Linked DNA regions of Mus musculus: all the other regions are linked to region 1. Evidence: chromatin loops called from intact Hi-C (ENCODE). Cell type or tissue: heart. All regions are shown on one strand.

Region 1 (4,000 bases):
GGGCAGCTTCGCCAGAGTTCTCATTCTGGATCACCAGCATTAAATACCTTTCCGCTGTCCTGTGTGGCCCAAGTCAGCAGACTATGATGTAGCCCAGCCAGGGACCCTGCTTCAGCCAGGCAAAGAGCGTCGGAGCTTTACACTTGAATGCAAAGCGCTAGCTTGGCTTCCTGTAAACTTGCTATTTCCACACCCCACACCCCCCAAACGAGATCTGTTCCCCCAAATCATAATGCGACTAGCCCACAGCGTCCTGGTCTCGAGGGCCAGCGTCCGAACTCCAGTTCGGCGGCCGGAACAGAAAACAAAAGAGTTACAGAATAATTTTCACGGTGTGGGAACGCCGGATCCTCCGGGGTCCCTGCACCCCGACTCCTAGCTGCTCCTCTGGCAAGTGATCCGGAGCAAGGAAGCGATGCCACGAGCCCCCGCTGTCCAAGAAAGGGAGGGAGAAGAAGGAACTAGAATATAAACTGAATTCTCCTACTCTGCCTCAGTTCCCAGACCCCAGACACACCCCCAAAGTATTCCGTGGGTTTTCTCTCTCGATCTCTCGCTTTTTTTTTTTTTTTTTTAAATGTCTCCCGGCAAACCTAAGCAGGGATCCTTAGTGGCGAACAGCAGGAAGGAAAGAATCCGAGCAAATCGTGTCACTTTCCGCACAATCGCGTTGTTTGGCAAACCCCCGGAGCTGCTCCACAATATTTACTACCCGAGCGCACGCAGCGCCGCCGCGGGCTGCGACCGAGCGCGCCCGGGACGGGCCTCTGCGAGCCGGCCCAGTCCGCCCAGCGGGCCCCATCGCGGTCCAGCCACCGCTGCCCCCCTCCCGGGATCGAGCCGCCAGAATCGGTGCAGACAAAAGCAGAGTGTTCACCTTGTTGCAATAGTAGGGGTCCAGGCAGGGAGAAGGTCCCAGACAAGGAGCGGCGGGCGCAGCAGCGGGCTGGGCTGGAGGAGGATAAAATCTTACGTCCATTTCACTCTCACATCAAGCAACTCCTTTTCTTTTCCTTTTTGAAAAAAAAAAAAAAAAAAAAAGTGCTCAGAAAAAAAAAAAAAAGCTCAGACGGAACAGAGAGGCGTCTGGGCTCAGGAGTAAAAGAAACACCTTCCTTCCCTCACATCCGTTTGTGGTTTGTTTAAGAAGAGGAAGAAAAGAGAGAGAGAAAAGAGAGAGAGAGGAAAAAAAAAACAGAGGGTGGAAAAGCGCTCAACTCTCCCCCCCAAGCCGTGGCGCGCACCCGTCCACACCGAGCGCGCAGCCTGCCTGGTCCGCTCGGCCCCGGCGCTGTCGGCCCGCCGCCGCCGGGCAGGTAACTTCACGCGCTCATTGTCCCCCCCGCCCGCCGCCCCATCCCCGCCTCCCGCGCCCTTCGCCGCCCGGCACTCGCGCTCGGGCTCGGGGTACTGGGCGTTTTATTGGAGACTCTGCCTTGCTTTGCTTTTAGTTTTTCTCCACGTTAGAGGCCTGGGATGGGGGAGTGATGGAGTGTGTGTGGTGTTGCAGGGGAGATCAAGATCGGAGGACACTAGTGCCCCGGACCGGCGGGGTGCCGACAGAGGCTGGACGCGGCCCAGAGGGTACAGTTGGGGACCGAGAACCAGGCGAGGGACAAACGCAGAAGAAGGGAATGCGGCTCGATCAGTAGTGGCGGGACCCCGGGCAGCGTCAGTGCCCCAGTCAGCACCCCCGGGTGGGTGCCATGGAGGTGGATACAATCACACAAAGGGGCTGGAGAGACTGAGCAAAGGCTGACTGGGGCACCGTGGGGCTCGCACAGCAAGGGGGCGCTGTGGCGCACCCCCGCCCAGCACCCGCAGCCCCACCCCCGCCCCACCCCATTCTTTGAGCCCCCCACCACTTACTCCTGCCCGCTAGCTGCACTGCCAACCTCTGCCCCGCGCGGGAGGTAGAGGAGAGGCTGTCTTGTGGCGCTGCTCGGGAGCCTGCAGGGAGCGCAACCTCTGCCCCATTCTAGTGTGCAGCTGACCAAGGGACCCCAGTTGATCTCTGTGCGAGGAGCGGTGCTCCTGGAGTTAGTGCTCAGAGAGCCTCGGCATTCGGCTTTGGTTCTCAGTGGGAGGGTTTGCAGAGGCTGAGCCTGCCCTTGCGGGACTAGCAAAAAAGACTCCAGGGGTGCTTAGAAGGGTAAATAAGGAAACAGTTATCAGCACACCATGCGCTACAGGGAACACATCTGGGCTAGTTACTTGCCTCTTGGAATTATACTTTCACTGTTGGATTCCCAGTAGCACTCTTGGAGCTCCACTGCCCACCCCAACCTTCACGAATCAGCTGTCTGCTTCCCTGGGCTCTCTTTGTTGGTAGGATAAAGATATCATCCATATTTTGCTTTACTTCGTCAACCCCAAAAACTTGCAATATTGTGTCCCCTGGCATCTGGGAGAGTTTTGGGACCCTGATGACTGTCCAGCGGACATCTTACGTTCTCCCTGAGAAAGACTTTAGAGAGAAGTTAATATAGGGGTGGGCAATGTTTACCTTTCAAGGGTGAATTCCTGATTGCTTCACACCTTAGGGGCCTAAGACCCTGTAAAAAAGTGGAAAATTCATGTCCACAGGTATCTGTTTCTGGCGTCAAAGAATATATGGAAACAGTCTTGTTACCTCCCATCCCCCACCCCAAACCGTTTTTAGTACATGGTGGGTAATAGCCAGCTACTCTCTAGCTCTCTGCAGCCTTTTCCAGGTTTCTCTTCCCTTATAATAGGAGCACCAGTCAAATGCAAAGATCTGAGGAAGCAACAGATGCCCTGTAAGGATAGTAAATTAGCATCCTGGGGTTCTCTCCTCTATGCAAAGGCCTTTGGAAACTTTTCCTTGACTTTGGTTTCCATCCATGGTAGCCTCTTTCTCTTAAACTGTTGTCCTCAGGTCTTCCTTTTATGGGTAGGAAGAACACAGCTTCTTACCTTAAGAGTAATGTGATGGATGTTGGCTTTAGAAATGAGGAAGGATTTTCACTCTGCATTCAAACCCTCTGAGTCACAAAATAAGTGAAAGGGTGATCTTTCCTCTATTAAAGGTCTTTACAATAACAAGTACATAGGTTCAGGGCTTCATAGCACCGATTTTAAAATTCATTTGTAGATGTTAAAGTGGGTGGGGCTATAAAAAGTCTGTAGCTTTAAATAAACACGTAATCTCAAGTTTCTGTCATCAACAAATTATACTGTATAAAGTTTGAGGTTTATAAACTTCCCTAGGATTCATAATCAACTTCTGTTTGGCCCTCGGGCCAGCAGAAAGATGGGCTGGTTTATCGCTGGAATGGTCCTTGCTGTCAGTGTCTTGACTCCTTGGACATACTGGAGGTACCACATCACGTATTTCCACTACCATTATGAGAAACCCAAGGGCCAGAAACCTGTGTCTTACCTCTGCAAGCAACCTGATTTCTTTCACAGGAAGTCTGTGGAGTCAACATGAGAGCTCTGCATGCTAAGGAATTTGAGCTAAAAGTACATTAACCACGAGAGAGCTTAACACTAAAGCATGGTCATCAATATAATAACTTTAAATACCCACCATTGTCTAACATCCTACTCAAGGTCTACATTTTACTGAGTAGTAATATTCCATTCCACTTAAGGAAAATTTAAGTGGCTACACTTTGGAGTAAATACTACTTTAAAAATGAGATAGTTCTGTCCATAGCATGTTGAGTTACTCAATTATTTCTCCAGCCATTTATTTGTATAGTAATAAGCAAAGGGGGGTGGGGGCTGCATATGGCTATGAAAAACAAAATAATAACAAAATCAATACTTAAAACTGGGCATAGCAAGGAAGTAGAGGCTCATTCATTGAGAGGTGAATCATAATGGAAATGTGGCCCTTATACACATTGGGATTCTATGCAGCTGTAAAAGAAAAATGAAACCTGGAAAATGGATGGAGCTAGAAAGTATTATAGTGAGTTAGCTCAAAAAGACCAAAATTGCGTTCAGTCATATGCAGACCGTAGTTTAATAC
Region 2 (4,000 bases), 150 kb before region 1:
TTAGGTGCATGGATGCTTACCATTGAGTGTATGCTATGAGGCTCTGAGTTACTACAAACAATTCATTCAGACTGAAGGATAATCCTCCCCAGAAGGAAAGACAGCAGAAGGAAAGGAAGAAGAAAGGGATGAGAAGAGGTGCTGGAAGCAGGATGGGGGACTGGAATAGGACAATCAAATAGAAAGAAATGAATAGAGTCAAGGCAAAGGTCATGGATGATGTAATTTCTCAAAAAAATTTTTTTCAACCACAAAACCTAAGTTTCTACATTAGTGAATATCAGAAATACCTTTGAAAATCCACCAGCAAGCGACTATTTTCTGTATAATATGACCCATCCTCTCTCACCATTTCACACAGACCTATTTCTGAAGAAGCAGAGTGTCTGTGTCCATGGACCAGGAACACAATGCTGTCCCTAAGGCTGCACAGCGGGAGCAGAGTACCAAGCGGCAATGTGAAAAGGGATGCTCTTCAAATGTCCATGGAAGAAGAATGGGAAGCAAGGATGTGCACCCAAGAATAGACTATCTCAGGAGCCACAGAAGACACTGCTGAGGAAAACTAAATGATACCCATACCTGTGAGGCTCTCAGTTCAGACAGTCACAGCCATCTTAAATTAGGACACATCTAAGGAACTGTGGGAGGCACTGGCATGCTGGTGGGAGCCAGAGAGAAGAGCTTTCCATGAGAAACAGTAAGGATGGCTCCCCAGAAGGCAGATCTGAGAAGATCAGGGAAGGTTTGGCAGTTCCTGCTCATCAGGAATCCCTGTTTCCCACCTCCTTGCTATGCATTCTGCCATAGCCGTCTAGATAATTCCTGAACATAAATTTTGTTGTATCTATTCAAGATATGTAGACATAACAAAAATGGTTCCTGCAGAGAAATAGGCAAATGTGGGCTATCATCACAGAGGAACCCTTATCTTGGCATGTGGCAGGAACATCATCTACTCCTTTGGGAAGAATCTCAAGTATGTTAACAACAGTCTTCATGTTGCATGGTAGGTCCGCAGACTTATTCTTTTAACGTAGCTGCTCCTTTGTTTCCTACTCTAACTCTGTTATCTCACTCAAGCATGACAAGAAGGCTGTGGATATCTGTCCCCTTCTCGTCTGACTCTATGTTAGTCTCTTCACAGCTTCTCTCAAACTGGGCAAGGCAGATCTTCCTAGGTCATGGGCTATCCAGCAACATGGTCCCTTCAGACAGGGTGTGGAAGCACACAAAAAGAAATATTGCCTTGCATGGAATAAGATGATTATATTCAGGGTTTAAACAAGTTAACTAGTGTTTAAAGCCAAGTCCTGAGTGCCCAGAACAGTTACAGCTGTTAGAGCAGAAAATAGTCAGTTGCCCAAGCATGGCGCCAGGGCGCAGGGGCAATGTTATGGGCTTTTATTACATACTTGTCAGTCTTATTATGGGTGGTGTTTTCAATTTAAAATCTGCCTATCAATTACCAAGCCATATGCAGAAGCATTTAAGGGTCTGTATATACTAGCTTAAGAGGTAGAGAATGCTCTCAGCAGATAGAGCAAGGAGCCCTTTGAGACTGTCTAAAAGAATATCATTAATTTTTACAGTGTACTTTCGTTTCTGGAGCAACTCCAACGTAGGCTTTCTATAAAAATCATCTCAAGTTCAGGATTATGCCATTCGCTTGCAGCAGCATCGCAGCAACAGCACTGTTCCATATGCTGCTACTTAGCAACATGGTCTGTAAGTCCCACGGCAGGCACCGAGCTGAGAACTAAACAGGAATTACAATGTTGATTGATGCAATGAGGCAAGTTCTACTGGACCACTAAGCTATGCAGCTGTTTGATGTTAGGTCTGAAACCGAACAAAACTCCTTTCTTCCCTACAGGAAGGCAGAGATCATATTTATGGCTACCTAAAGGATACATTGATTAAAATTGCCAAAAAGAACACTAGGTGATGAATTCTTGAACACAGTGTATGGAAGGAAACAGAAAGAATGTTAAGTGTACAATTTAGCAAAGGCCATTTGACTTGGGTAATTTGTGAAGTTTATTTGCCTCCGGGGTATGTATTCTCTTACACTAGTCTAATTTTTAAAACAATTCATTCTAAAAACATTTTAATACATTATTTTAAAATAAACTTAACATTTAAAAAAATACATTACTCCTGGCTCACAAAGCTGCCATATCTTTGGAAAGCACAAAATTCTTTGGATCTCTTTTATTCCTTTATTATAAACAGTCATTATATTGGAAACATTCTTAGGAACTCCTAGCCGAAATATTAAAAAAAAAAGCTTGCTTGTTTGATTTTACTAGGATATTAATATTCCATACTATAGTTGGATTTAGAAATCTTAAGGAGCCGAATTGCTTAGATGCATATATTCTGAAGTTGCCATCCTTTATCCAAAACTCTTTAAAACAGACATAATGATTCTCTGCGAGTGAGCAGCTGTTTCATAACTGTAATCATTTATTGAGTTTGTGTTTCTACTGTTTCAAACAAATTCAATTAGCCCTCACACTTCAAAACCCTAAAGGCCCAAAAGAGATGGTACCGAGTGGCTTTAATCTAATAGTAATACTAAACTTGTCAGTACAGTTTTGGGATTGATGGTTAGAAGCAAATTAATAGTAACATTTTTCATTTTTTAATCAAACAGTCCTATTCAGAACTACCTACGGGTCCTGGAGGGTACTTAGCAGAACAAATTCAGTAAAGGGAAAATTGTACATGCAAAGAAAGCTTCACTTTCAGACTGGTTCCTATACAGATCTTCTCAACCAAAATGGAAGCAGGCAGACTCCTGGCCTTTGAACTTCATGATGACCTTTAAGCTTGAATGATATAGTGGAGTGTCTAGGAAACAAGGCAGTGGTCACAATGCCTTCCAAATAAATGCTGAGTTCATGGAGATGTGTGCTTGCCTGGTTTGAGTTAAGCTGGAGACATTTGCTCACAGAGAGCCTTCCTATTTTATGCATTAGATTGAGTTTTCTGTCAACCACCGTGAAAGAAAATGTTTTCGTATGTAGCCCCTTTGCACCCCTCTCCTCTCAGCGATCAAACCGACTAAGGCCGATAAATAGGCATTGAAAACTACTACATACTGGGGTGGTATGTGAAATTCCAGGCAAATGTGATTTATACTATTGAAAAAAAATAGGTTAATGTCCACAAAATGCTCCTGTGAACTCTCCCTACTCTCATATATTTGCTTATTTATTTTTGCTTATAGTGTTCTGATATTCTATGTTATCCTGGCACCCTGGGGCAGTTATAATTTTGCTTTAACTGCCCTCTCTGGATTAGAGGGCCAGGTTTTAAGTATCTAAAAATAAATAGGCAAGCGTTTACTTTTATAAATGTAACCGTTTACATTCTCATTCCCCTTTTGCTGTCAGTTCTCATGATGAAATACCTTGTCAGCCCTTCCCAGGAAATGGACACAAAGGTGCCCTTGAAAGGTTTCAGTTGTGCTTAGGCTCTGGGGCCTAAAAACTACGTATTCCCCTGTTCCCCAGAAAGTCCCCAAAACAGCGATGAAGGAGCGACCAGCCAAAATACCTCAGTGATGAAGACAGTGATCGAAAATAGCTCCAAACGGTTGATAGCTGAAGCTATTGGTGGCGTGTGGAGCTTTCCATGATGAACTCACATCCACAGTCAGAATCACAAATAACTTGCACCTGTAAAGACTTTATTTCCTAAAGGTAGCACAACTGTTTAGGAAAGCTCGTGCTGGCAAAGCAGCTGCTTGCCATTCTGGAGGGGAAGCAAGGTAGCATTCTTCAACAACTGCCAAGGCTGGTATTTTATCAGCTCCATCTCATTAACTGGAAACAAGGCTTAAATGCTTTGTTTATAAATTATGATTATTCCTGATTGCGGCAGTTACTGATAGTGCTACTCATTTGCAATGCAACTCTTTGAATTTGTTTAATTACAATTTGAAACAAGGCAGAAAAGATTAATTAACCCACCTGGCTGGCTGGCACATAGT
Region 3 (4,000 bases), 300 kb before region 1:
CAATAAACTGGGAAGTTAATCACATGAATTCTTATACAGTATCAAGACAGTAAAGTTTGAGCTCTCAACCCCCGTCATTTTAATAATAACACCGGATCTGCATTATTTATTAGTTATTACATGCCGAGTGATTCAACGTTGTACAGTGTCTGAAAATCAATCCAAAGCAAGCAAGCCTTTTGTCTTTTCAATTTTGACTGGATTACATGATGTATTTAAATTGCTAAGGTTATTTCATACATTCCACAAAACCACCATTCTCTTCATGTCTAGCCAGATGAATTTATGTGACCGAAGTCTGTGGAAGGGGACCTTTCCTCACCCCTTCCTTCTGCTATCAGAGCTATGCAAAGCCCTACTGGCACATCGCTAGTGGTGACCCAGGATTTGTGGAAAAGGAAGAGAGCAGAGACGGGGGATAGCAGGGTGCTCAGTTTCTAGCAACTGCGTCCACTTCCCATGATTTTCCTATTTCTTGAGCTGGTCTGACTACTAGCCCTTCATTTCTAGATTGATTCTAGACACCATATCCCCTTTGATCTCTTCCTGAACCCTTGGTCAATTCTTAAATGTTTTCTGCATGCCATGAGAAGCATGTGACTTTTGGGATTCTGGGTGACTCAACTTGAATTTGGTTCTTAGCATTTGTGTGTGTGTGTGGGGGGGGGGGTTGGGGTTGGGGGGGTGGGGGTTGGGGTGGGGGGTGGCAACTGTTTTGGAACTGAGAAGTGAGAAACAGCTCTTTTTATCTCTTTAGGAAGAGGATGCACTGGTGTTTGCTTAGGCCTGGCAAGGGTGGCACCTCAGGAGCAGTTTTCTGTTGTGTTGCTCAGGAAAAGAAGATTGCTAAGTAGAATTGTTTTTCATTTATGTCAACAAAAGATATGCAAAAATACAGATTCGTTCCTCTAGTTTGCTACTAAATGAAAAGCAGATTTGGTTTTATTCATGTCACTGTAAAAACTAAATAAGTACTCACACCAAGCATGGATTTTTTTTTTTTTTTTTGCCAGCAAAAATTAAAACATCAATGAAACCTCTTTCAAATACTAACAAATTTACTTACAAACACCTATATTTATTATTTCATAAATAGGCGCAACAAGTTTCATAAAAAAAAGAAGAAAACGATTAAATACAGACACAGTATGGAGAAACAGTAACACAGAGCCATAGATAAAGAGGAGCACTTAGCTAGCGCGTTCCGGCCTGTTTCTGCAGCTAAGATGCCAGTGAGCATTTGGCAGCTTTATCCATAACAGGACTTGGATGACATTTACTAATCATTACACAAAAGTGATACAAAAAAGGATTTTTTTTTCTGCAATACAAAATAAATGTGTTTGCGCTTCCCTCCATACTAGCTTCTTTTTTGTCTGATCAATAAGACAAAGCCAAATTGTTTTTAAATTAAAATCATTTGGGAATATTTTTTCAAGTATTTTGAAAATATAGAACTATTAGTAAGTTGTTTTTAAAAATGAAGTAAAAATATGAATGTTTGCCAATTTTAATCCCTCTGTGAAATCAACAAACTGGGGTGAGCCAGTTTCAAATTACAATTTAGCTACAAAAACATTCACATTTTATACTCTAGGAGAGTGTAACATAGATGCTATTTACAAACTTGCTATGACTGCTACATCAAGCCATTTAAAAAGTCTTTAGTAGTTTCATATAAACACCCATTATGAAAACCAATGGAAAACCCAGGACCGTTTACCCCAGACATCTACCGTTGCTAAGGCAGTTACTAGAGCCGCAGCACTTCACAGCAAAACCAACAGAAATCAGAATGGTCCACACTTCCTTCTGGGAAGAGGAACAATGTCCATAAAAGATTAAAAAAATAATAAAGAAGCATGACTATTTCTTCCAGCGTGGGTGACCCACAAGCTCACATGGTCCTAAGTGCTTAGTAACTTGTATTTTCTAATCAAATGAAGAACTGCTTTGAGTGCGCAAAGCAATCCATGGTGAAAAGATTTCCCTGAACTCCTCAGTGGAAAGAAGAGGTGTCGAGATTTTCAGGTGAGATACAGCGCTTTGTCCCTCTGCATGCCCCTGTGTGGAGAGAAAACACGGTTACAAGAAAATCAGAATCACAGTGGGAGGGGGTGGCAGAGGGAGTTGGGGTGGTGAGGCTAGTATTATTTGTGCTAGCTCAAGCGCATAGATAGTTGACCTAAATCCCTAGGAAAGAGAAACATGGAGGCATTTGTTCTTGGAAAGACTAGAAGATGATGGCTCTACATTTTATGTATGTATGTATGTATGTATGTATGTATGTATGTATGTATGTATGTATGTATGTATGTAAGTTACTTTTCTGAAGCCTTCCTGGACATGAGGCCCCACTCCCGAACGGAGGCGCATGCTGTGAGACTCTCCACCACCAGGTGGCGATGGCCGGCCGCTTACCCACTACTGCAGTAGTCGGTACTCCAGTCCACGGGCTGTGGGGGCGGATTTCTGCACCCAGAACGCACGTACTCCATCGCTTGGGTGACAACTTGTGCAGCTGTAGATGTAGGGTTGATAATAGTCTGATAGTCGGGTTGAAGAGTAAATCCCTGAAGGAAAAGCAAATCTACATTTGAGAAAAGGCGGTACCTTTTAAAGCAAAGAGCAGAGACATAGTTATCCACACCCGCAAATATGGTAGGCCACCTCACTTCTGTAGGAACCAGCGGAAGGGGCTCCCTGACTTAGAGTAAAAAAGAAACACCCATCACCTCATTATCCTTACCTTTCCTTCGCTTAACCAGGTGTCCAAAACCCTTTCATTACACCCTTTGGCAGATACATTGAGTTGGGAAACAATTTAAAATATAGAAAAGCCAACTCAATGTAAGCAAAGGGAGAATGAACGTAAGCTTCTCACAGTTGATGGTTTCTATCAACCTAACACACATTAATGGTTAAGCCCCAGAGTAAGCGACCGAGCCTTCCTGAAGGATTCAGGCAGCAGGTGGCTGAGTGTTTTATTAGGCTACACCTATTCACACATTGTTACTCAAAACCCTTTTTTTCATTCAGTCACAATGGGACCATCTGCTGCTTTTTCTTTATTTGTATTTCTCTTATCAGCTAAAAATTTCAACCAAAGAGTTGTTTCTGTTTTGTTTTTTTTTTTTAAATCAGTTGTTGGACTAATACAGAGACAGAAAACAACTAGCCATTGGAAAACATAGGGACTAAAACATGTAAAGACAGAAAATATTTTTAATTGAAAACTCTCTTAGCTGGCAAACAATACTCAGACTTCAGGAAGATTCTTTTAATTCACTAGTGATGAAGTGTTGACTTTTAATCCCAGCAAAGCTATTAAAAATTCAAGGACGGAATCTCTGAAGTATATAGCTATATCTGGTAAACAAAACACATTATACACAATTTATTTTTAGCGTATCAGGTGAATTCAAGAGCAGCAGAAGCAGGCTTTGTTGGAAGTGACCACAGAAAGAAGCGGAATTAATCTCATGGCTGTCTCTGCAGCAGATTCTAGCCATGGTTTTTAACATCCAAGAAATCAAGATTCAAAATGCACCATGCACAATTTAGTTTCAAGTAGCTTTGGAAGGCGAAATATTACTGACATATTCCTTAAACTAAGCAGGATGGTGGGAGGGTTGATTTTTAAATAAGATTTTTCCTTAGACTTTTACTCATGTGTGGGTGGTCCCTCACATAGTGATTTGAAAACTATGTCTACTTCAATCTTCCTTAGCCCTCTGGTTGGCTTCTAGAGATCTACTGATTTACCATTCCACTGATAAGCCCATGTTACCCCGATAGACCCATGTCCATGTCTATTCCACTGAAACTGTGGAGAGAGGCAAAATTCAGGGTGAAAAGTCACCAACAAGTCAAGAGTTTAGTATTACTGGTTGTTGACCCAACACACCCTTACAGCAGTAGATTTCCTAAGTAACAACTGCCTTGGAGGAGGAGGTCCTGAACAGAGGCCCCTGTAGCTCAGGCTCCAGGCATCTTCCTG
Region 4 (4,000 bases), 170 kb before region 1:
CATTAACAAACAGGCCATAGAACTGCTTATCAATCCCATATTCAAAGAAGGGGCTGCATAGAGCCTAATGTTTAATCGCAAACACATTTGGTTTTGGTTTTATTGGGAATTAATTAAGCACAAAAACAAAGACTTGTGGGCAAATATAGGAACAAAATGGCAGCATTTTCCATAGTATTTAAAGTAGTTTAGAAGACTGTTCTGTGATATTAAAAAAAATAATTTATGTGTGTGGGCATACTGTAAATTAATAATTTTTAACAAATTATGGCATAATTCTAAGTAATTATCTGCATGATTTCCCTCCTGTCATGGTAGGCAACAACTTTTTTTTGCCCTTTTTGTATTTTTTAGAGAAAGAAACGAGCCTCTATGGCATCACCTCCATTCTAAACGGATGCATTCATTATTCCCTACAGACATGGGGTGACATCCTTAGTCCCATGTGTCCTGAGAGGGCTTCAGCTCCACTTGCTCACTCTTACACACTTTATGCACTACATGGAAAGAAATACCTCAAGATTTTTGAAAATATTTACTTTAAAAAAAAAACAGCAATCAAATTGTCTGCAATCATATTTTCTGCCTGGCCTTGAAAGGAGCCTTATTCAATACGTCAGTGGCCCTTCCCATAATGGCAACCTATTAGAAACTCATGCTGTTCTCATCCATCTGAACTCCTTGATGAACTGTGCTCCCCATGGGCCCAGAGGAGCACTCTTGCTTCCATTTCATGAGTCCTGCATGGTACCTACTGAAGTGATGGTTGTCAAAACAGTTGTACAGTGGCCTTTGAATGCCAAGCGTGCCATGTCTGCATGCTGCAAATGACAATAAGTCTGAGTATATACATTATGCTGGCTTTTGTTGCTTGGAAAAAAGAAGGCATTTGGGAAATAAACCCCCCAATTTTATTGCCTTTTAACATCTTTTTTCCATTTTAAACTCCAGAACTGGAAATTTGAAGCATTCAAAGAAACTGAAATCTCCTTTGTTGCCCTTTTTCATTGTAAATTTTCTATAATGTGCCATTAGAAACTACACTCCACAAAGCCAGGCTTCTAAATGAATCCTTTCTGTGAGGCCATTTGAAAACTTCGCACGGTTTTTCTTTGTATGAAAGAGCTTCTGTTGACGGCACAAAGAACAAGCAATCGCCACATATAGGCCAGGCTGAACAGCCTGGATAACTTTATACAAGGTTGCATTTTTCCCCTCTACCAATTCCTGATTAAGCTCAGCAGTTACTGTTATCCCGGTGAGGAGCAAAAGAAGGATGCTTAGTTTTCATTTGCAGAAATCAAAAACCTCTTCTTAAGTCATGAATATTTACTAGGACATGTTCTTATTTTACTTTCTTCCAAAATAATTTTCTAGTTTCTAGCAACATGAAAAAACCTCAACTATCTACACAATGCCACATCACTTCCTTTAAAAGAAGATTGCATTTATTTTATGTGTATTGGTGTTTTGCCTGTATGCATGTCCGTGTACCACATTGCACACAGTGCTTATGGAACCAGAAGGGGGCACTGGATTCCCTGGAAACTGTAGTTCCCGACAGCTCTGATCTATCATGTAGGTGCAGAGGAATCAAACCTAGGTCCTCAGGAACCGGTGCTCTTAACCACTGAACCATCTCTGCACGCCCACCACTTCCTTTGTAACAGGAAATGACATTAGCCATCGTTCAAATATCTTTACAAGTGATTGACCTTTGATGGAAAATAGTTAAAAAATTGAGATGGCCAAAGCCACAACGAGAAAATGTGCCAGGTACAATGTACACACCTGCTAATTCAGTGCTTGGAAAGGAAATTTCCAAGTTGAAGGCTAGCCTAGGCTACAGCCTAAGACTCTGTCAGAAGAAGATTAACAATCACAGGGTAGGAGCAACAGTAAAGAAAAGTCACTGTGATAGTTAAGTAACTGTGATTATCTTCATTATCAATAACTTCATTATCAAAATGCTACCGAATCTAGACTCACCTACCAGACAGCACCCTAGACCAGTTCTCAATCTTCCTAAAGCTGCAACCCCTTAATAGAGTTCCTCAGGTTGCGATGACTCCTAACAACTTCATATTTGTAATTTTGCTATTGCTATGAATTGTAATGTAAAAATCTGATATTTGGGATATGTGAACCACCCCCCCTACACACACACACAAAGGGGTAGTGGCCTACAGGTTGGAACGATACCAGGCACGGTATTGTTCCATTTACTTGGGTCCTCAATAAAAAGGAGAACACCACTGAGTAGGCATAGGTATGTCTCTGTTTCCTCCCTGAATACAATGTGACCACAGTTGTGTGTTCCCAGAGCTGGGCCTTCCTCACTGCAATGGACTTGTGCCCTCAAACTATGAGACAAAAATAAATGTCCCCCCACTTACATTGTGTTTGCCAGGTATTCTGTCAAGGCAGCAAGAAAAATAACTAATTTAGTAATTAGCAAAAGTAGACAAGTTTAGTCAATCTTGACAAGTCTTGACAAGGCATGTGTGGTCTCAGAAGGAATCAGGGAACTGCCGACCTGGCAAGGATCAGAGCCACCAACCAGGCAGTTGTGGGTGGAAAGAGGATCTTGTGTTCAAGACTGCTTTTATAAGAAATGCACTTAAGAGAAATGCTAGGACAAGTCTGCCTTATTGCCTTACCTTTGCCCCTCTCTACTCTAGGGAGCTGAGCTTGTGCCACTGAGCAAATCCAGCTCTGCTGGTGTTCAGAGCATGCAAGGCTTGCTGGTGGTTAACGCGCTTATCTGACACTCCTGCTTCACTGTGTTTCTAACCAGACTCCAGTTCTCAGGAAGTGCAGACAAATCAGTTCCCTACTATCAAAACAACTCAGGGGAGTTTTGAGAAATTGGAGCTCTTGCATATTGGGTCATGAACGTCTGTTGAATTTAAACCTAGAGAATGAGAACTAATTGGCAGCCTTCCAGCGGTGTGTAATACAGAATTTCTACCTGCTTCATTGCCTGGTCTTGAAACAGAGGGACTTTAAGAATATGCAATCTTTCAGGAGTGCCAAAATCTAAGTTGTTGCTGGAACTCTGAATAACTACAGGGTAAGGAGGCCCAACGGACCATAAAATAGCACAAGCAAGAATTTTCAATAAATAGATCAATGGAGGAAAATTTTGAAAAGCTGAACCCTCACCTTATGTGTACTAAATGAACCCTGTACAGGATTTTGGTAAATTTTAGAAGGCAATACACATTTTCTATTCTTGAAAAAAATAATATTTAAGCTGAAAGGCATCCTAGTATAACAGACTTAAACCTGCTGTGAATCAGGTACCATTCGATGGTTCTAATCTTAGCACATTGTGGGAGTCAAGATTGTATTATGTCCTCCTAATTTCATGTTTATTATTTTAAAAGACATGAAATGGCATTTCATTTCACAGGCTGGCCCCAAACTTTCAGATGTCTCCATTCTCCTTTTTCAGCTTCAGAAGTACCTGGGACTACAGGTCTAGTGTACCATACCCTGATATAGCCATGTGATAGGTAAGGCCAAAGAAGCACAGAAAGGCTATTTAAGTGGTTCAGGGTCACACAGCAGATAGCTAGTAGCCCCGGGATTTGAACTGAGGTAATTCAGCTCAAAGAGAACAATGTTAGTCACAGAAATATACAACGGCACTCCAAGCAGGGAAAGGACTTCTTTAGTTAATAGCAGGCTTAGTGCTGTCATTTTGACAGATGTGAAGAAGATTAAGGATCAAAGTATGAATAACTCTTTGAAGAGTCTTCACTCTTGTGCATTTTAACCTTCTTGAAAGTGTCAACAGGCACAGGCTTGGGAAAACCATTTTACCTAACCAAACTTACATAATGCATCCTATGTGCCAGCATGGTCTTAGCAATTTGCCAAATTCCTTTAACCCCACGAGGTAAGGCCTATCATTGTCCCCATTTTCCCCAGAAAATGAAACTAGAATGTTTACTGGCTGAGCTACCAAGCAATCATTGGGGTCCTCTAAAACTCC
Region 5 (4,000 bases), 49 kb before region 1:
TGCAAACCAAATCTGTGTTGGGGTGTGAATGTGTCTATTCGTGCATAAAATCGTGCTATGAAATGACTGGCTCAAGGTTTTCTCAATGGCTTGTCTCTCTAAATAATCAGAGAGCATCACTGTTGATAAACGCAACCAAAGCAATTGGTACTGACTGCTGTGGTAGAGGCATTTGATAAAAAAGAACTCATGAGCAGCAGTGCCCACAACCCGCTCATTTAGCCCCAGTAAATAGAGACCCACACTGCAGCTCTAAAAGGTTAAGTTCAGTAATGGTTTAGTAATTACCTGGCATTTCCTGTCTTTGATGGTCCCCCTTTCTGAAATTTCCTCTACCCCAACATTTAAATAAAAATTTAAAAATGTTTATGTGCAAAAATCCCCTCCCTTCCCCTGACTCAGAGTCCCTCACCCCTACTGAAACTCCACCTGGCCTTTGTTCTTCATTAGTTTCATAGTTAGAGGCCAAATTGCCTCGTAAAGGCTTCTCTTTGGATGAAGCCCTTCCCTTGTGTTCAGGCATCTCGAACTGCCTATTTTTTCATGCAAGTCTAAGTAATCAGAATTCAGCAGATCTGGAGTTCCCACTTTGAACATTGCTGAGGAAAAGGGAGGTGGAGTGAGAGTGAAAGCATTCCCTGTCTGGCAACCCTCTGCCTTTGCTTTGTGTGGAGACCCAAGAAAACCAGCTCAATGGCCAGGGAGCCGATAGGTAACCTTTGCTTCCTCTCTGGAGACTCTTACTTCTCATTTCGGAGTTCTTCTAAATTTTGCTTTAATATTTGCTCTCCGTTTCATTCATTCAAATTCTTTGAATGAATACTTTCCCTAAGAAAAGCAGTCTAGTAAGTGGCCCCAGGGCATCTCTAGTATGCCTTCAAGCCCAAGGGGGGAAAAACATGTCCCTATCCAATGGATCCCCTTGAACAGAGGAAAAGGTTTTGCTCAAAACCTAAACCTAAGTCAAGGAATAAGGTGTTAGCAATGACTTCAGTCTAACCTCCTGCTCTCTATCATATTTCTTTCTTTCTCCACTTCATGCTTCTGGTTCAGTCATTCACATTTCATCTATTTCTCCTCACTCCACCACAGTTCTTTTCTGGTCTTCCACTCATAGAAACATTCTCACCTAGTGTCTTGAGAAACCTGGGAGATTTCGGATAAGACACAAAGATATTTTTTCTTACAAGTTAAAGTTGAGAAGATGGACTGGAAACATGTCTCAATGACCCAGTGCTTTCATAGCATGGGTGAGGCTCTGGGGCCAATTTCCAACAGTTAACATAAGCTAAAGGCAAGAAGGCTCAGTGTCCAAGCTGACCATTAAAAAGCAGTACAATGAGAGGAAGTGGGAAGTGTCAAGGAAGGGTAAGAAGAGTGAAAAGAGAGAGGGACTCCACACTTCAGAGGTTAGAAACTCTTTCCTTCTTGGAGACCTAGAGAATTAATATGACCATGCCAAGGAGATGGTTTCTAGAGTAAATATTAAGACCAGATGTGGGATGGTTGCTTGAGAGAGAGAAAAAAAAAAGAACACTCAGGAAAGGATAATAATTAGGCCAGGTCATAAAAATGTGTCTGGGTACACACCTTCAACTCCAACACTTTTGGAGTCAGAGGCAGATAGATTTTTGTGAGTTTAGCTCCAGCTGGTCAACATATTGAGTTCTGGGACAGTGAGAGTTACATAGAGAGAAATATATCCAAAAAGAAAAAGATGATGAAGAAGAGGAGGAGAAAGAGGAAGAAGAAAGGAAGGGAAGAAGAAATGAAGAAGCAAAGTCTGATTGGTTGATATTAGTCTTCCTATGGCAGCCAGACACCCCAGAGCTCCCAGCTCTAAACCACCAACAAAGGAGTACACATGGAGGGACCCATGGCTCCAGCTGCATATGTAGCAGAGGGTGGCATTGTCAGTCATCAATAGCAGGAGAGGCCCTTGGTCCTGTGAAGACTCAATTCCCCAGTGTAGGGGAATGCCAGGGCGGGGAGGTGGGAGTGGGTAGATGGGAGGGAGGGCAAGCATCTTCAGAGAAGCAAGGGGAGGGGGTATGGGAGAGGGGGTTTCCGGATGGGAAACCGGGAAATGAGATAACATTTGAAATGGAAACACATAAAATATCCAATAAAAAAGGAAGCAAAATAATTTTATAATTAAGGTTTTAACAAGTCAATATGGAATGACTTCAGAGGATTCATGATAATAAGGGAATGGCTTCTACTTGAAGCTCTGTAGCTGGCTTTCTTGAATGATAGCCATTTGCTACTCCATCCAGACAGCTTATAGGGTTATTGTGGGCAGGTCATCTCCTCCATTTAAAAACTCAAGAATAGGTGGTGTTTTATCATTGCTAAGTGATTAAAACACCACAAAACTCCTCAGTATCTTACGTTTTACTACGGAAGTCATGGCTACATCCAGATATTCATATTTTCCCAACAATTGCAAGATTGATTTGCAAGGGAGAAGGGTATGAGGAAGAAGGATCATCTAGAAAGTCACAGGATCAAAGGAAAACAACCAGATCTTTTTGGTTTTGATTTTTTGTTTGTTTGTTTTTTCCTGGTAACATTAACTTTTCATAACAATTTGATGTACAGCCTTTAAAAGGACTTACAACCAAATACATCTTCAAAGTAAGAGTCTGAAAAACTTAAACAGGGAACTAGAAATACAGACTTATATTTATATCTACTGATTTTGAGTACAATTAAGCTTTACAGCTTCTTGAACAAGGCAGTTTTTTTTTTTATTAAGATGCACATTTTTAGCTGATATTAATTGTAAGTTTCTAACCCCTGAAAGCAGATCTGTCCCCCAGTGGAACAACCTAAAACCTTCAGAATCTATAAGGATCTTGAGTTAAACAAATAACAAAGCGCACAGACACAAAAGGATTGGCTTGTTAACTGATCCCATGAAGGTACATGCCAAGTTTAAATCACTGCAAACCAGCAGCCAATGACTGATTTTCTGCATGACTCTCTTATAGCTGGAAAAATTACAAAATCGTTTCACTGCAAAACATCAAACGCTGACCAGACACGTCTGTCTAAGGATGGATCACTTGATTAAGGATACATCATTTACCGACAGTATAGCTTTAGCCTTCTTCTCCACTCTGAAAGAACAATCCAATATTTTGTTTCTAAACGTCATCCCTATAAAGTAAGTAAGTGGAGATGTCCACAGGCATATTTAAGTACAGGAAACAGGCTTAAGTCTCTCTGCTATGAGGATGCATGCCAGGGCCTCACATTCCTGGAGGACAAATGTTGTGCAGAACGTATTAGAGAATAAAAGCCTTTGGAAATGATATAGGTTTCAAGTCCTTTGATTAATTCCACTGGGGTCATTCAAGAGCTTGGATGTGGGGGAGGTGAGGGCAAGGGAAGAAAGGAGGCAAATATCAGTGCTGTTGTAATTACTGTGTTCTCTATGGTAGGAAATGCTGAAAGTGAACGTTTCCTCCCTTACAAGGATAGAGACCTTTCTTGCTGCAAAGCTATTAGCATGTATAATGCACTTGTCTGGAAATCATGGCTTCTCTGTCATTCTTGGGAGACCTTTTGGGACCTGGGTTATTGTATAGTCCTGAATTATAACAAATGCATAATTTGTAGCCCTCCAGTTTTCCAGCTTATTTTAGAGAACTGGTTTAAGCAATTTCACCCTTATTTAATGGCTCAGTTTCCCTCAACAAATAGAAGTATTCATATTATCTTAATTATGTACAAAATTTTTGTAAACTTTCAACTGAAAAAAAATCGTAGTAAGGTACTTTATCTATGTAAGTATCTGTGAGGGGTTCACAATTGGAAACCAAATTCTAGAAATCAATTAATACTTCTTTCAGTACAAATAAAAAGTCCCTCAATAGTCAAAATATCCGTCAGCCTCCTGACCGGCTTACATGATCCTAAAGCACACAAAAGTCACAAGAAAATAAATGGCACTAATTTGTTCCTTCTGTACAAAGACATTTCCTCCCTGTTTCAG
Region 6 (4,000 bases), 90 kb before region 1:
TTCAATTTGGATCTAAATGTCAACAGTGGTTACTAATTATGGCAACGCTCGGGACAGGATAGCCTGGCTGCAATCAGGCAGGTTCCTAGTAACATTAACGCCTTCTTTCTGAGTTCCAAGAGAGTTTGGATGTTTTAAAATAAATACAATTCAGCATGGGACACTGCTAATATCATGAGCCCCTACTGCTAGGTGCAGACATGCAGAAGTGGATGCCAAATTAAATTACAGGAATCTCTCAAACATATAGCTGAATAATAAGCAGCTACAAAACTAGGTCAGGGTTGAAAAGCTGGCTCCGAATGCCCCTCCCCCAACATGCAAAATAAATACCCCACTATCTCTGAATAGAAATCATTCTTTTGTTATGCCCTTTGTCAAGAATACATTATTGCAAAATGATATTTATTTCCACAATCTTCACAGCTGTGAGCACAACTAAATTAATCTTTCTAGAACTGATTTCATTTGCAATTTCATGATTACAATTATAAAATGTAAATTTATTACTTAAAAAAGAAATGATTATAAAAGACATAGATTTAAAAAAAGACAGTTCCTTATCTGTTGGCTTGTTTCACTTAATACTAATGAAATAAATAGCTGACTAACCCTGGGATAAAAACAAACAGTCTGAAGATGGTTGTAAAATATGGGAAATGAAAGCTAGGAAGACAATTTTAAAAAAGCAGCCCTTTTAATGCAGAGCATACAGGAATCATATGGCTTAAGGAAAGACCAGAACACTGCCTGTTGTTGCAGTGAGGTTGATACTCATGGTCAGCCTTCTGAAGTGTTTCTGTTGCTCCATGGCATTAAATACAAAACATACTTGGGTGCTACTGATCTTTCCCCACCTGCAGCTTTCAGTTTTATTCTCTTAAATGTTAAATGCTAGAAAGCCATTTTCAGACTGTTTAATATTGATGACCCAAATAATAGATTCATTTATAGAAATCCATATTTACAAGATTTCTTTTCTTTTTAGCAGAAATTAGTCAATAGATTGGTATTTTCTTCTTTAAATATATTGTTTCTTATAATTAATATCCACATGTCTACTGTGTGCAGTGAATTATTCTGGGTGCTAAGACATACAACAATGTAAAAGTAAGCATTATCCAATTATGCTAGTTAAAGCACTAATGACAGGATTGGATTTTTGTTTTATTTGGTTTTCAATAACCAGGAGAAAATAAACCATCTACCTTACAAAATGTCTTTATTTGCGTAACTTCTCTCCCAAACAAAAATAATCTATTTCTTAAAAATATCAATTTAATTTTCCCCATTTAAAAACATGACTTGTGAGTCCAGGCAAATACAATTAGCACATGCATTTTATTAAATATATTCAAGTGTCAAATGCCTATTTATGGAAAGACCACTAATGATAACTTAGGCTCAACTAAAAATGAATGTCAATAAATGGTTCTATAAGCACTTACGCTCATAATAGATGCAATAGCATCTCTGAATAAATATTAACATGTAAAACTGCTATTTATCATGTCAACGCAATCAATAGAGACCATATTTCTGGACTAGGAATGCATCAGTAATCTTTCTGCATTTGCCCGAAATCACAAAGCAAAAATGCAAGCACTGTCACAAGACATTTATTGTATTCAATTGGATCCAAACTGGTTGCTGTGGAAAAGGCAATTTAAGCTCGTGCAACAAAATAGTCTATGTATATATGAATAAATTATTTTTACTATGATTCCTTTCTATTTTCTTTACCTGCCTAAGATGCAGATTTTCAATAAGAGACTCCTACAGCTTAGTAGAGTGTGAGTCTGGTAGACTTCTGAGTCACTCTCCCACTCAAATCATTAGCTGCCCCCTCGATTATCATGAAGGATAATACACTGTTGAGGGTGTCTATATTGCTTCTTTACTGTTCACAGCTACAATCACCTCCATGAGAAAGGCAGACTTCTTTCCTTTAAGAGTCCATTTTTCTTTTTACCTCTGGGAGGCGTGATACCTCCATCAGGCTGCTGGGGACCAGCACCTTTCCACTACAGTCACTGCTTTCTGCAGTAGTTGCAATGAACATCTGCTGCTATCACACTGAGGCGGTTAGAGACTCATACTACTGTGTTTGGAAATAAATGAATTTGGAAAGGCCATGTCCATGCACACTGTACTTTGATCTCACTCCTCCTTCACTTCCCCTTCTTCTCTCTCCTTCTCCATCTCTCTTTGTCTCTCTATCTCTCTCTGTCTTAATATCTCTCTCTCCCTCCCTTCTCCCTCCCTCTCTCTCTTCAGCTTGCATACTACCCTAAGAAATTTGCCTTTCTTTGTCTTTCTCCAGTGTCTCTCAAAACACCAACACACTGTCCCTGGCACCATATCATCCCCTAGAGGGAGACAGGCATAACAAGTGAGCTTTGCTGCTTAATTGTAAAGCTTTGAGGTCACTTTAAAACTAGTATTTAATGACTTGCTCTCCTTTGCTAAGGGTGCCCTTGAGATAATTTTCATAGAGGCATGCTGTTATTAAACACCTGTTAGATGCTAGATTTCTCAGAAGAATGAGACACACTCTTTATAACTTAAGTAAACGAAATAAACAAGAACAATGGTATTAAATGCCTGATGGACATTATAATAGGACATGCTTCTTACACTGGTTTTAAACTGTAATTTACCAGGTCATATTATTCTGAATATTATATTACAAATTCGGAGCAGGTGTTTAAAGCTATTTTCCTACTTGATTAGATGTTAACTCATTCTCTCTGCATAACTGAAGCTTTGCTTCAGATCTTCTGATAACAGAAACGGAAGCTGGGAAACCACAGCTCAATAATAAGGTGAATGGAAAAAGAGTTGGTTTCCGTCTCTCGCAACTGCTTTCCTTCATGTGTTCCACTCAAAAAGAAAAAGAGAGAGTGTGCGTTCTCGATTGTACCAACAACCATGGCATAAAGGCTAAGCACACCTGACTGCTTTGCACTCCCTAGTGGCATAAAAGCTTCAGTTTCGAAAGGTTTTCAAGTAATCTAAATTTTTAAAAATTTTCTCTAAGACCATAAGTTGCAAGTCAAGACTGTGTGAACTCATAACGCCACGTAGTCCGTTGAAATTGTTCTAACAACTAACATGGTGATGTTCCAAGGAAAACTGCAGTTGTCAGATGTCCTTGAATGGCAGCCTCACATGCTCCTCAGAGAAGCTGAGTCAGTTTCATGGACAAGGGTCTAAGTGAAGAGAAAACATCTGAAGCACCTGCATAGGAAGGCAGGGCAGGCGTTGGAAGGATCTCCCTTTCTGCCCTTACCCTTGACCTTAACCCTTGGGTTCGGTGACGCAGAAGAGCCCTCACATTTCACTCTAGGATAAAGAATATTCTAGAATAACAACTTTCAAGGTGGGCTGCGCTGTGGATAAAACATCCTTGGACAGACTCAAGATGCTGGGCCTGTGAGGTCATGCTGAGGTAAATGGCATGAGCATTTTTGCTGAAAGATTTTCCAGGCTTCCTGAGTGACACCGAAAGGTCCAGATGCACACAAACCACTTGCTGGCCTCCCCTCCATGCTGCCCTGGACTGTAGGGAGAGCTAACTCTGACTATGGGCAGACACTGAGTTTTCACACTGTGGACACAAAAGAATCTGCTTTGGAAATTTTTAAAATAATGTGCTCATAATTAATATCATTCTCGTTAAATGGGGCATTGAATTACAGGGTAGTCAATAATCCTACTGTAACCACTCAGGACCAAAAACAAATGTAATTTTATTCCTTTTTACACCACTGAGCATTTTTTAAAGAAACAGATCATCCTGTGTAGTTTGTGCAGGATTGATTCAACTAGATATTGTAACCTATCAACGACTCCTGAGACTTCTGTTTATAATTTTTACTTAGGTAAATCCTGATTAATTTTCTCAGCAGGATGCATTCTTTGCCTACATGAATAGTAAGCTCTCATTCACTTCTCTCAGTGATATGAATTTGGACCATAAGCTTTTTCACATCGAAAG
Region 7 (4,000 bases), 290 kb before region 1:
TTTTCAACACAAGATTTCTCTATGTATCTCAGGCTGTCCTGGAACTCCGTGTAGACCAGGCTGGCCTCGAATTCAGAGATCTGCCTCTGTCTTCCCAGTACTGAGATTGAAGGCCTGTGCTACCACCACCTGGCCTCTGGTCATGGCCCTCTTCTCACAGTCTTACTTCTTCACTTGTGTATAGGGGCTGTGTTGCAGATGTAGCAATCAAGGCTGGACACACCACAGAGACATTCTCTGACATTTGACCAGTTGTGAATCTCTGTAATTGCTCCTGTCTACTTCAACAGTGGTTTCTTTCATGAGGAGTATGCTACATTTATCTACGTGTATAAGTATTTAAAATACAGTTGGAAACTATACTGATGTGGGAAAATTTCAATGGCAGATTCTCCTTAGAATCTGTGACTTTTGAGATACAGGTAGTTGCCTATGTTTGAAGAACCAGGGGTGATTCTTATTGATCACGCCTGAAGTTCAGTTAGGCAGCTTCTGCTTACTGTTCCAACATAAGTGCCATTACTGTAGCACTAGGGCTATGTTGTTAGGCTGGTTGTTGTGGTGTGTAGGTATGGGTCTGAACAGAGCATTCTCAAAAGAAGACGTACAAGTGGTAGAAATATCTTTAAAAAGTGTATAGCATTCTTAACAGTCAGGGAAGTACAAATTAAAACTACTTTGAGATTTCATCTTATGTGAGTAAGATGGCTAAAGTCAAGAACCTAACTGACAACAGTGCTAGTGAGGATGCGGGGAAAGGTGAACCCTTATTCACTGTTGGTGGGATTCCAAACTGGTGCAATTCCCAAAAGTCTCACAATGCTAAAGAGACCCCCCAAATGACTCAGCTATACCAACCTTCGGAATGTGCCTAAAGGCCTTGACATCCTACGGCACAAACACTTGCTCAGCCATTCCCATTACAATATCTAGGAACAGGAAACAACTTAAATGTCCTTCAACTGAGGCATAAATAACATAAATGTAGCAATATGCACTGTGGGATACTATTCAGCTATAAGGGAAAATGAAATTATGAAATTTTCATGTAAATGGATGAAATGGACAATATTACATGACGTGACAGATAAACACTGCATGTATGTTATTATTTGTGGCTCCTCGCTCTGGGCCTCACATTTGGTTTATGACCAGATGTGACCTCAGAGGCTAGGGATGCAGAGGTACCATGGGAATGAGCATGAGGTGCTCTAAAGAGGGGGATAATAGCACACAGGTTTTTGTTATGAAAGGAAGGAAACTTGGTCTAGCAAATTTTATATGCCCCAGTACAGGGGAACGCCAGGGCCAAGAATTGGGAGTGAGTGGGTAGGGAAGCAGGGCAAGGGGAGGGTATAGGGGACTTTTGGGATAGCATTTGAAATGTAAATGATGAAAATATCTAATAAAAATGTGGGAAAAAAAGAAAAGAAGGAAAGAAACATGGTGGCAGGGGGTGGTTAGGACAAAACTATGGAGGAAAGGGAGGAATAGTAATACAGAGGAAGTGGGAGGAAGGAGGGAGAAAGAAATATCACTAAATACTCTGGAAGAAATAGGGAAATACTATTTTATAAATTTACTTAAAATACATATATAATGTTTATGTGTGTGTGATGTGTTTGTATGTGTCTTGGGGGAGGTTAAAGGGATTTATGTCACACAGGGACATAATGCTTCCCTGAGTCATAGACTATGCAACCAAAGTCATAATACCAGATAGGCCACTGCCACTTCCCTCCATTGTCTCTTAGAACTTGAAGGTATGAATTCATTGCTGAAGATAACACACACCTCTGGGACGCAGGACTTGAGGGAAGTCACCTGGAACTGACTGAAGGTCCCTCTGCATGGAAGAGCTTCCAGAGTGAGGGAGAGCTCGTTTCCTCATGGGTAATTAAGGGCAGACCATTCTCTATCAGACATTTATCTTCTTCACAACAAAGATTATAAAGACTAGCCAGCATCTAAATCTACCTTGAAAGACCAGGAATGTTTACTCCCCAGGGCTATTGTTTTTTCAAACTAAGTAGATTTCTAAAAACAATTTAGAGAACAATTAACATGCAATGTCTGACACAGAGGGAAACTTTTAGGAAGCTACATTTTTTTAAAGATTCTTTTTCTCTTGACTTTGTAAAGAGTTGAATTTCACAGGCTAAATAACCTGCTGTGCCATTTCTGTATCCACCACAGATGCCCAAGCCTGCATGCTCTCACTAAATTACTGTTGGGCCACTGCTGAAGCTGCTGTAGACATTCAAGTGTAAGTTCTCTTACTAAATTGCGTTTTGACTAAGATGTCCTGGATGAAGAAAGAGATCTCTTACGTTTCAGGGACCTGGTTCTCTATGACTCATGCAGCTAGAACAGCTCAAAGAATACACGTGTGTTGAATGAATGCTTGACTGGATATCCTTGGGCAGTGCTGCAGACAGGTGCTGTTGTCTTTGTTGAGGTCTCTTAAACATCCTCCAGCTTCCCAAGGGCTGCAGAAGGACCTCAAGGCTCGAAACGCCCCCCTGTATGTCAGATTGCTTTTCTTTATTTGTTTTTCTACTTTTCATGCTGTCCTTGTTCAGATACACTACCCTTCAGCTTCAGCATTTTTAAAATATTTTTTAAACTTCTTGAGATGATATCATTTCCCCTCCAAGCCTTTCCATGCATCCCTCCTTTCTCTCTTTCACAACCATGCCCTCCGTTTCCTTAACTGTTGATTCTTCAACACATATATAAACCTGCTTAGTTTGTATAATGGTACTTCTATGTGTGATTTTAGGGCAGATGATTTGGTACTGGATAAACAATTGGTGTGCTGTCTTCTTGGGAAGATCATCTCTTCATTCCTTGGTTGCCTGGAGTTCTTTGTCTGGGTTTTTAGGCTCGAGAGCTTCCCCCTTCCACATTAGCAAGCCTATTGCAGCCATCCTTGTTCAGGACAAGTTTGGGCAGCCACAGGTCCCAACAGGGGTGCTTGCAGTGTCCTACCCAGATGTGGAGAATTTGTGCCTTTATGAAAGTTCAGTCATTTAGATGGGGGACAAGGCAGCTTTTAACTCCATTTATGACAAACTATTAATTAGACCAGTACAACTGCCATCCATTAATTACAGTGACTTGTTTTGGAGATAGGTAGAATACATTCATTCTAGATCACAAATAGTCATGAATTCATAATCTCCCTAAAGGGAAATATGAAGAAATCATAAATTTAGTATTCCTTCAGTGTTCTACCAATGAAAATGCAAAAGTCATCCAGCAATTCTGCCAATCAGTTGCACTACATGTAACTACATATACCTGCCAACTAGAAATAAGAACTGCTGTCTCATATGTGTTAAGTAACTTAAATTTGTTTTGACTTTCAACCTTTCCACTTTGTAGTGTCTCATGTCGACCATCTGACAAACATGATGTTATTCATGTAAATTGAAAATCAATCAAAGATTTTGATATTTTTTATAGGAGAGATGTGTTCTTTAAATTTATTTTTCCATTCTGGGGATTGGACACAGACCTCATTCGTGTTAGGTAAGGGCTCTACCATAAGCCACGTCTGACCTGCTATTTACTGTTGGTTTCTAACTATGCTCTCTTTCCTCTTGTATTTGAACTACAGGATCTGGATGACATCTTCTTTAGGGAAAAGGGAAAGCTAGTATCTGCAGAGACATTTGGACCTATGGTGGGACTTCCTTGGAAAACGTGCAAGATGTACAAAGGGTATAACACTAAATGTCTTAAGAAAGTTCTTATTAAGCAAGTTGATGATCATCCAAGAGAACTGCATTCTCGTTTACTTTGTATAATGAAGATGATGCTGCAGAGTGTATAAATGCCTCCATTCTGGCAATGGTGTGTGCTATAAAAATGAAAGATTGCAAAAATAATTGTTATTTAAAATAGCAAAGTATAAACACAAGACATAAAACTCGGTGGAAGCAATAATATAAGAGTTGCTGGACCAAATCAAATTAATAGCCCATCTAATTTGATT

What was found. Peaks named below come from ENCODE experiments on the same cell type or tissue, not always from the same donor. Only the 100,000 strongest peaks of a DNase experiment are listed, where the experiment ranks them.
Region 2: it touches region 1 in a loop (24-fold over the local background); 3 of 42 quality-filtered maps call a loop at or near these places.
Region 3: it touches region 1 in a loop (8-fold over the local background); 12 of 42 quality-filtered maps call a loop at or near these places.
Region 4: it touches region 1 in a loop (2.1-fold over the local background); 7 of 42 quality-filtered maps call a loop at or near these places.
Region 5: a loop joins it to region 1, with 2.2 times the contacts of the local background. A loop is called at or near these places in 5 of 42 quality-filtered maps.
Region 6: it touches region 1 in a loop (3.0-fold over the local background); 10 of 42 quality-filtered maps call a loop at or near these places.
Region 7: a loop joins it to region 1, with 2.5 times the contacts of the local background. A loop is called at or near these places in 2 of 42 quality-filtered maps.

The regions. Positions count from the first base shown.
Region 1 is chr4:6,989,513-6,993,512 of GRCm38, forward strand. It overlaps Tox (thymocyte selection-associated high mobility group box), which reads right to left and starts at 1,324. Exons shown (of 9, transcript NM_145711.5): 1 at 878-1,324. The coding sequence starts at 979. In heart, CTCF peaks have their summits at 1,765 and 1,973; DNase peaks (open chromatin) are centred at 829, 1,269 and 1,809; H3K4me3 peaks cover 2,437 bases; H3K27ac peaks cover 2,243 bases.
Region 2 is chr4:6,838,381-6,842,380 of GRCm38, forward strand. Tox (thymocyte selection-associated high mobility group box) reads right to left here. Exons shown (of 9, transcript NM_145711.5): 2 at 3,981-4,000. Among named protein-coding and RNA genes, the nearest start is that of Gm11802, 140 kb to the left of the region's middle. In heart, no CTCF peak of the experiment used is centred here; no DNase peak of the experiment used is centred here.
Region 3 is chr4:6,686,398-6,690,397 of GRCm38, forward strand. It overlaps Tox (thymocyte selection-associated high mobility group box), which reads right to left. Exons shown (of 9, transcript NM_145711.5): 8 at 2,422-2,573; 9 at 1-2,064. The coding sequence ends at 2,028. Among named protein-coding and RNA genes, the nearest start is that of Gm11802, 12 kb to the right of the region's middle. In heart, a CTCF peak has its summit at 2,397 (motif pointing right); a DNase peak (open chromatin) is centred at 2,434.
Region 4 is chr4:6,815,782-6,819,781 of GRCm38, forward strand. The region is part of intron 3 of Tox (thymocyte selection-associated high mobility group box); the gene reads right to left. Among named protein-coding and RNA genes, the nearest start is that of Gm11802, 120 kb to the left of the region's middle. In heart, a CTCF peak has its summit at 1,518 (motif pointing right); no DNase peak of the experiment used is centred here.
Region 5 is chr4:6,940,862-6,944,861 of GRCm38, forward strand. The region is part of intron 1 of Tox (thymocyte selection-associated high mobility group box); the gene reads right to left. Among named protein-coding and RNA genes, the nearest start is that of Tox, 48 kb to the right of the region's middle. In heart, no CTCF peak of the experiment used is centred here; no DNase peak of the experiment used is centred here.
Region 6 is chr4:6,899,472-6,903,471 of GRCm38, forward strand. All of the region lies in intron 1 of Tox (thymocyte selection-associated high mobility group box), which reads right to left. Among named protein-coding and RNA genes, the nearest start is that of Tox, 89 kb to the right of the region's middle. In heart, a CTCF peak has its summit at 2,358; no DNase peak of the experiment used is centred here.
Region 7 is chr4:6,700,355-6,704,354 of GRCm38, forward strand. All of the region lies in intron 6 of Tox (thymocyte selection-associated high mobility group box), which reads right to left. Gm11802 (a long non-coding RNA gene) reads left to right here and starts at 136. Exons shown (of 6, transcript XR_881088.3): 1 at 136-308; 2 at 1,755-1,893; 3 at 2,197-2,266; 4 at 3,623-3,726. In heart, no CTCF peak of the experiment used is centred here; no DNase peak of the experiment used is centred here.